Linked DNA regions of Homo sapiens: region 2 is linked to region 1. A link is a contact called in ENCODE Hi-C or POLR2A ChIA-PET data. All regions are on one chromosome and are shown on one strand. The core of a region is the stretch at or near the end of the contact, and the rest is flanking DNA. Distances in the headings are between cores, read along the strand shown.

What was found. Hi-C counts contacts between places; a loop is a spot of excess contacts on that map. ChIA-PET counts read pairs that join two places held with the same protein, here RNA polymerase II (POLR2A). Pooled maps may share reads with other maps.
Region 2: a loop to region 1 is called in a map of CD14-positive monocyte, with 2.3 times the contacts of the local background. The contact joins two enhancer-like sites. A Hi-C loop is called at or near these places in 1 of 168 maps with a recorded cell type or tissue (CD14-positive monocyte) and 1 of 50 pooled maps. POLR2A ChIA-PET finds 5 or more read pairs at or near these places in 2 of 52 experiments (AG04449 and T-cell).

What each region holds. Positions count from the first base shown.
Region 1 is chr7:12,636,344-12,640,530 of GRCh38, forward strand. SCIN (scinderin) reads left to right here. Exons shown (of 16, transcript NM_001112706.3): 11 at 4,004-4,174. Among named protein-coding and RNA genes, the nearest start is that of ARL4A, 49 kb to the right of the region's middle. RefSeq lists a silencer at 4,021-4,187. Within about 2 kb of position 2,053, at least 5 of the 41 ENCODE cell types and tissues checked have a DNase peak (open chromatin) inside an H3K27ac peak, as active enhancers do; they include CD14-positive monocyte, where a contact is called at or near this core.
Region 2 is chr7:12,717,683-12,721,869 of GRCh38, forward strand. No RefSeq gene overlaps it. Among named protein-coding and RNA genes, the nearest start is that of ARL4A, 32 kb to the left of the region's middle. Within about 2 kb of position 1,994, at least 10 of the 41 ENCODE cell types and tissues checked have a DNase peak (open chromatin) inside an H3K27ac peak, as active enhancers do; they include CD14-positive monocyte, where a contact is called at or near this core.

The sequences.
Region 1 (4,187 bases), core at 803-3,302:
ATCTATCAACAGGTGTAAGATTCCAAAAGAATCTTCCCAATAGAATCACACCCTATGTCAATGATAGCCTCTTGACATTAAAACGGTTTTATCTGTATTACTGTTTCCAGCTGTTGTTCAACAGATACAGTAGGCAGAATAATGCCCCCAAGGTGTTCATGTCCTAATCCTCAGGACCTGTGAGTGTGATATGTTACAAAGCAAAGGAGAATTAAGGTCGGAGATGGAGTTATGGTTGTTCATCAGCAGATCTTAAACTAGGGAGATTATCTGGGATTACTGGGTGGGCCTAGCGTAATCACCAGGGTCCTTGTAAGTAAAACAGAAGCCAGACAGAGTCAGAGGGATGCAGCATGGGAAAGACTCAACCAGCGATTGCTAGCTTTGAGGATAGAAGGAACAATTACATATTATGTAGTTGCAAATTGCTAGAACGAGGATATCGAACATTCCCAACACAAAGAAATGATAAATATTTGAGATGATGTTATGCTAGTTACCCTAATTTGATCACTATACATTGTATGTACCCCATGAATATCTACAATTATTATTAATCAATTAAAAAATAAAATTAAAAAAAAAGAAGGTGGAAGAGAGTCCCCAGCAAAGGAATATGGGCAACCTCTAGAAGCCAGAAAAAGCAAGGAATAGATTGATTCCTAGAGCCTCTGGAAAGGACTATAGCCCTGCAATAGCTTGATTTTAGCCCTGTGACTAAATTGTTATTCCAGATTTTAGCCCAGTTACTAAATTAGCCCCATAACTCATTTCAGACTTATGACCTCCAAAACTGTAAGATGATAAATTTGTGTTGTTTTAAGCCACTAAATCATAGTAATTTGTTACAGCAACAATGAGAAATAAATACAACAGTGCAGAACAAGCACAGATTAACAATTCGAATTAATAGGTTAAAAAAAGATGCATTTTCTTACACTCTCAAATCGTAAACATGCGTAAGTTATGTTTTGCACAAGTAAACAGAAATAAATCTTGATAAAATAGCATGGGTCCTTATATTTCCCTTTTAGGTACCAGAATCTTTACTGAAACAAAGTCCAACACCCAAAAGTGAGGGAGGAAGTGGTGGAGAGGGAGAAAGGATGAACAGAAATGGGAGGGACAAAGAGAAAAGACAGGGAGAAAGGGGAAAGAAAAGGGATAGGAGGAGAGGAGAGGGAAGAGAAGAGAGGGAAATCATGGAGGAAGAAATGAGACAAGTAAGGAGGAGAGGAGGGGGAAGAGAAGAGAGGGAAATCATGGAGGAAGAAATGAGACAAGTAAGAAGGAGGAGAGAAGAGGAAGGGCAAGGGAGAGGATAGTGTGAGAGGGAGGAGAGATTGAGAGGGAGGAGAGATGTATTTTTTTACTTGGGTATTTCTGAAATAAAAAATTACTTGTCGAGAATGACTGAATCCAAATTCAAAATGAAAATTTCATGTAATTATAAATGAGTCAACTTTTTAGTATATCTATCTATCTAACTTATCTATCTTAGCTATCTCTATCTAGAGACAGATTAAGATAGAGAAAAAGGGACAGGAAGAGATAATATGCTGTTTTATTTATTATAAAACTTTAAATGTTATACAATATCAGACGATATCAATGTCTAGTTCTAGATCTCCTCACTGTGTCTAAGAGACTGCTGTTTCTAGCCTGGTTCAATCTTCTGTACTCTCCTAAGTTCAACTGCTCCTCCTTTTATATTTATGGTGGAGTATCTGCTACTTGTTTCAGGACGCTTATTAGTTACCATGAAAAAGTTTTTGGGTCTTTGTTTTTTAGATTCCCTTACTGTATAACTGACATACAGACTTCAAGAAGACCCTATTTTCCTCTAGTGTGCCCCAATGTGTCCGTCTGCTTTCTCGTTCATTCTGTGAGAGAGTACTTTCTTGTTCCTTTTTCCTACAGCTAGCTGGAACTATCTCTCTCCCTCTCTCTCATTCCCTGTGTCTTCCTAGCTGGAGCTGCACACACTGCTGCCTGTTTTCTGCCTGCCTGTTGTCTTTGGCCAGTTTCTGAGAAGCCATCTGCTCCCATCTGGTGGGAAAAGCATCTTACAGATTAGAGTTCAAACTGAAAGCAGGTGCTTACTTGGCCAATGCAGTGATGTTTCTGATACAGCAGCATTAAACACTCCCTTTACATGGTTGTGCCTGTTTAACTTCCTCATTCCTGATGTCAAGGGAGCTAAGACTCTATATGGTACAAAAGGGTTTTTCTGTCTTGTTTTCAAATCTTTGTAAGTGTGTAATTGCTTATTTTAATGTAATAATTAAATAGAGAGAGGCAAGTTAGACACTTCAGAACATAAAGTATAAGATGTGAAGGCTGAAGTTGGTCTTCCAGCTGGTCTCCTTTCCATCTTGATACAAGTTAGTAGATACAAAAATCAAGTTAAATCTAAATTTAAAGGCGCATGTTAACTTTTTAAAAATAAGTTAACTTGCTACTTTTAATCAATAAATTAATGAAATGACTGAATTCTTTAAATGCACTCAATTCTATGGAATTTAGTTGATCTTTAAGGTATTACTTACCAAACTATTAAAAAACTATGAAGACATGCATTGTCTTACATATTTCATATTTCATAGTACTATATTTGATGCACTCGATTAATGAGTTACCATGAATTGTTAGCCGGTTGAATCCTAAATTGACAACAAAATGGTAATTTTTAGTTTAATCACTAGATGGCAGTAGCTTACAATAATGCATGAAAAAACTAAAGTATTGCGGTTTTCAACGCTCCTTTGTAGAATATATTAACCATATTGAACATATTTTAATCAGCCTTTTTTCTTTCTTATTCTCCTTTGACAGTAAGGGATGGGCCTTAATCAGTGTTTCTCTTTCTCTCATGTTGGCAATTAAAGTTTTCTCCATGTTATATGAAATGCTAAGCTAACAGTTTTAGGTATTTGTGAGACTATAACTGACAAAACGTTTCCATAATTTGCTGCTCACTTATTTGAATGCCTACTAATTGAAATATATTTATGAAGTCAATTATTTTCAATGCCTTTCGGCCTCCCTATATGCAGGTATGTATATGCATGTAATGAGTACATGCATCAGCATTCCCATTCACCTGGCTTCTAGAAAAAGACAAACCAGGGGAAGTGAGACAGTTCAATTTTAGCACAGGGCAGAACAAATGAAAACAATGGGAGACTGACATGAAATTTGAACTCTTTATGTAAATGCATCAATAGTTTGTGTGAGAAATAGGAAATTCTAATCCAATATTTGGGGCTAATAAATAAAATCAAGAAAATAATTTCCCTTTTTTTTTCAATTTCCTCATCCTGAAAAGTCTTTATATTGTATTTTTTAAAGTTTCTTATATTGAGCATATCTACTATTACATTTCTATAGGTAAGTTAAAAAGTAGAAAACATATTCTGTTTATTTTTGCCCATTTTTAGTGCTTGCATAGCAATCTTTGTGTGTGTGTGTAATTTTTTTATTTTACAAATACAGAGATATAGAAATAATGGGTATGATTTGGGGTCATCTTATGTTGTGAAGCATTTGAATGCACATCTCTTAACCTTCTGAACCAGATCCAAAACACGTGAGATTCTAGTACCTCTGTAAATATCTGTAAGTGTTACTGGTGCCCTTGAAAGAAGAGTGATTTTCACATAAGGTCGCAGACACCAGCACCTTTTCTCTTTCGGAGATGTAGATGAACAGACTTACATCTTCATACTTTTCAAAAACAGAAAGTATTGGAGCATGGTGATGTTTCCCCTGACAAGAAACTACTCATGGACACCGTGCCTGCGATAACAAAAGATTCTCAAGTCAACAGGGAAAATTAATTATCATTAACCTATATGTTCTGTTAATCATCATTCCTCCTGCTCTTGACTTTTTATTTTTTGTTTTATTTTCAAAAAGACAACATAAGAACACATTTGGAACTAAAACCTTCTTTCACAGCACTCTTAATTATATTTCTTTTATTCCCCCTCTCCCCCATCAGATCCGAGTCTCCCAAGGCAAAGAGCCTGTTCACCTACTGAGTTTGTTCAAAGACAAACCGCTCATTATTTACAAGAATGGAACATCAAAGAAAGGAGGTCAGGCACCTGCTCCCCCTACACGCCTCTTTCAAGTCCGGAGAAACCTGGCATCTATCACCAGAATTGTGGAGGTAATGTCATGCA
Region 2 (4,187 bases), core at 744-3,243, 81 kb after region 1:
TGTTTGTAGAGACAGCTGTATAGACAGCTAATATATGTGTGTGTATAGATGGATGTATCTTTTTTGTAAATATATTTTGTCTGTTTGTAGAGATAGCTGTATAGACAGCTAATATATGTGTGTGTATAGATGGATGTATCTTTTTTGTAAATATATTTTGTCTGTTTGTAGAGCCTGTTTGTAAAACAGGAAGGGGGGTTCATCAGCCAATGTGTGTGCACGTCCACACAGACACATCCACTAGGCATAAGACAGGATGTTTGTATTGCCCAGGGTGGTCTCAAAGTCCTGGCCTCAAGCAATCCTCCTGCCTTGGCCTCCCAAAATGCTGGGATTACAGGAATGAACCATTTGCCCAGCCGCTTTTTTCTTTTTCTCCCTTCCCTCCCTCCCTTCCTCCCTCCCTCCGTCCCTCTTTTCCTTTTTTCTTCCTTCCTTCTTCTTTTTTTTGAGACAGCGTCTGTCTCTGTCGCCTAGGCTGAAGTGTGCAGTTGCACAATCTCGGTTCACTGCAACCTCCACCTCCCAGGCACAACCAATCTTCCCACCTCAGCCTCCCAAGTAGCTGGAACTACAGGTGCAAGTCACCACATCCAGCTAATTTTTATATTTTTATAGAAATGGGGTTTGGCTGTTTTGCCCAAGCTGGTCTCAAACTCTTGGGCTCAAGCGATCCACCTGTCTTGGTCTCCCAAAGTTCTGGGATTACAGGCATGAGCCACTGCACCTGGCTTGAACCAATTTTTTTCTTAACTAAAGCCAATTGGGTCTGTCTGAGGCATTTAAAAAGTTTTTGACTTATATTTTTATTTTAGATATGAAACCTTAATATCAGTCAAAATCAGTATAAATAACATTCATTTGATAAGAAAAACTAAATACAAATAGTTCCAAGAAGTGTTAATATTTTTATCTTAATTGTTTTTGTAAGATTGAGCTGATTTGATCACTCCTTCTAGAAACACTACTCTCTCGGCTTCTGTGATATCACACTCAACTGATTTCCTTTCTACCTCTCTTGCTGTTCCTGCTTGTTCTCCTTTGCTAATTTTTACTTCTTTACTCAATTGCCAAATGCTACAGCATTTTGGATTTGCTTCAGTCTCTGTTCTCTATCCATTTTCTATTCATTGTTGACCTCATCCAACCCCATGAATTTAAAAACGATCTCTATGCTGATGAGTCTAAAATTTCTGTCTTCCATCCTGACATCTCCGCTGGTTTCAGATGTCTAATCCACATCTCCCTTTGTATGTTTAATTAAAATGGTTGTCACATGTATGGAAAAGGACTTTTAACTATCCTAGCCTTGTCCAACTAATTAAACCACTATTTACCTTGTTGTTCAAGCCATTTCATAGTCTTTTGTTTTTGTACCTCTCCATAGCTCTTCTCTTCTCTCTCTACAGACTAGCTTTTCTGCTGTGTATTACTTTCCTAGGGCTGGTGGCCAGGGCTGGATCCCAATTCCAGCCCCTGGCCTGGAAAAGTCACTGTGGATCAGGCTATGTCAGCTATAAATCCTGATCCTCCACAGGCAGAATAGGATAATAATCATGTTCTATGATCAGGTCTCAGGCATGGCTATGGGTGGGGCAATTTTCAGAGAAGGCAGTTGGTGATGCATGGGTTGCGCAGTCTTCCCAGTAATGTTTACTACACAGCCTTGCCAAATTTTCAGGAGTTTTTATATTCCTGACGCCCTTGACTTGCACATTCATGTAAAGAATCAGAAAGGAAAGATCATGCTTTTATCAGTCATGACTGTAGTCCAAAGACTTCTTTTTCTGCTCTATCATTTGTCTTTTTCTTACTGATTAAGAAATAACTTGGCCTATGTGATTTACCATCCCTCCTTGATATGAGACCTTTCTTCAAGATCAGTCCAGCAGGTTTTATTTTACTTTATTTTTTCCCTGAATGTGCCAGCCGAGTTTAGACAACGTGCACTTGCCAAGTAGGCCTTTTAGGGAGTAATCAAATATACTAGAAGCTATGATGACTAAGTACCCTCAAATTCAACCCGAGTCTGTTAAAATTGTCTCAACTGTAACCTTTATAATATGATCCTGAGTCACTGTGGGTGGTGGGGGTGGGGGTGGGGAGAGCACAATTATAGGAATTCCCCAAAACAGAAGAAATCTAGTGAGAGAAAAAAAAAAGAGCAAATGCTCCTAATTTTGACAATTCAATGAAAGTTTGAAGGATGATAAAGATTCACCTTTCCTTTGTATCTTCATCCATACTAAGCGCATCACAGAAGGAGAGCTGGTTTGTACAATCTATCTTTCTAAAAGAAAGTGGCATTCATGCTAAAAAATGAGGGGGAGAAGCCTCTAGCTGCATGAACTAGAATAATCTTTACTTATTTTTACTACTTTAGATTCTCAAGAGTAATTTTCAAACGGAAATCTACTGAGGGTTTTTTTTTTTTTTGGCTGGGATAGGCCTTCCTGTCTAGCAATGAAGCCATTTCCACTTAATAATTACAGGGTTGTTATGGAAATTCCCTTTTAAAAGTATTACTTTAAAAAATTGTGCAATGTTACCGCCTCCCCCCTCCCGCCGCAAGACCCTAAAAAAAACTTACATCACACCAAGAATAAATGATGTGATATTTTTTTCTGTAGGATTGCTGCCGTTAGAGAGAAATGAAAGCAATATTTTAGCAGCCTGTTGCTTCGCAGGATAAACATTGCCCTTATCATTCTTTGTGGATTGATTTTTGCCTGCTTGATGACAGAATTCTTCACATGACAGCTAAATTGTTTTGATTATTGAAAATATCACAAGACAAAATATGGTACAATCATAATTTCTTCCCTTTTCTCTCTTTAATCCAAATTATACATCAAAACCGAGAACATGGCCAGGCGTGGTGGCTCACGCCTGTAATCCTAACACTTTGGGAGGCTGAGGTGGGTGGATTGCCTGAGCTCAGGAGTTCAAGACCAGCCTGGGCAACACGGTAGTCCTCAACACCCCTCAACACAGTGAAACCCCATCTCTGCTAAACACGGTGAAACCCCATCTCTACTAAAATTAGTACAAAAAATTAGCCTGGGCGTGGCGGCATGCGCCTGTAGTCCCAGCTACTCAGGAGGCTAAGCAGGAGAATGGCTTGAACCTGGGAGGCGGAGGTCCCAGTGAACTGAGATCGCGCCATTGCACTCCAGCCTGGGTGACAGAGCTAGACTCTATCTCAAAAAAAGAAAAAAACAACCTGAGAAAAAACCAAGTCACTGGCAATGAGATTCACAAACTTATGAAAAGTAGGGAATAAAAAAACAGGATGAATCATAAAATATTTTTTGTATTAACTAGATAAAATCTATCCTTCTGAGTGATATTCCCACCTGTTTTCAAGCAAATGGATAAAAATCTCTGGTAAAATAATAGACTATGGAGAAGATTCAGGTAGGAGCTCCTGCTCTGCCTTCTTCCTTGTTTTTTCCAGTGACTATTGAAAAAAATGGGGAAGAAAAGAGACACTGATAAAGCTTCCAAATTTTCCCAGTAGGAGAGAATTATAAACTTTTCCTACAACTTTTTCGTTTTAGACAAAGAGTTTAGTGGTCAGATGAGTTTGGGGATCAATGTTGCTTACATACTCTGATTTCAGGCCTTAACTTCTTGTTAAGTTCCAGACCTATGTACCCAGCCACGTTTACAATGTGTCCTCCTGGAAGTTCTGCAGGCAATTCAAACTCCAAAACTTAACTCTCAGTGTTTGTTTCCATATCAGCTTCATTTCCTACCAGCTATCCCATTGCCCAAGTCAGAAAATTGGTATTCATGCCATGTGGCTCTCTCTCTGTCACCGCCCTCTCACCCTTGATCCAAGCCACCCAGTTCTTTTTACTTTGTGTCTTCCCCATCTCTCTGACATGCCTCCTTTTTCTCTTTCTCTCTCTCTCTCTTTTTTTTTTTTTTTTGAGATAGAGTCTTGCTCTGTCATCCAGGCTAGAGTACAGTGGTGTGATCTCGGCTCACTGCGACCTCCACCTATGGGGTACAAGGGATTCTCCTGCCTCAGCTTCTCAAGTAGCTGGAATTACAGGCGCTTACCACCATGCCTGGCTAATTTTTGTATTTTTAGTAGGGACAGGGTTTCGCCATGTTGGCCAGGTTGTTCTCAAACTCCTGACCTCAGGTGATACACCTGCCTTGGCCTCCCAAAGTGCTGG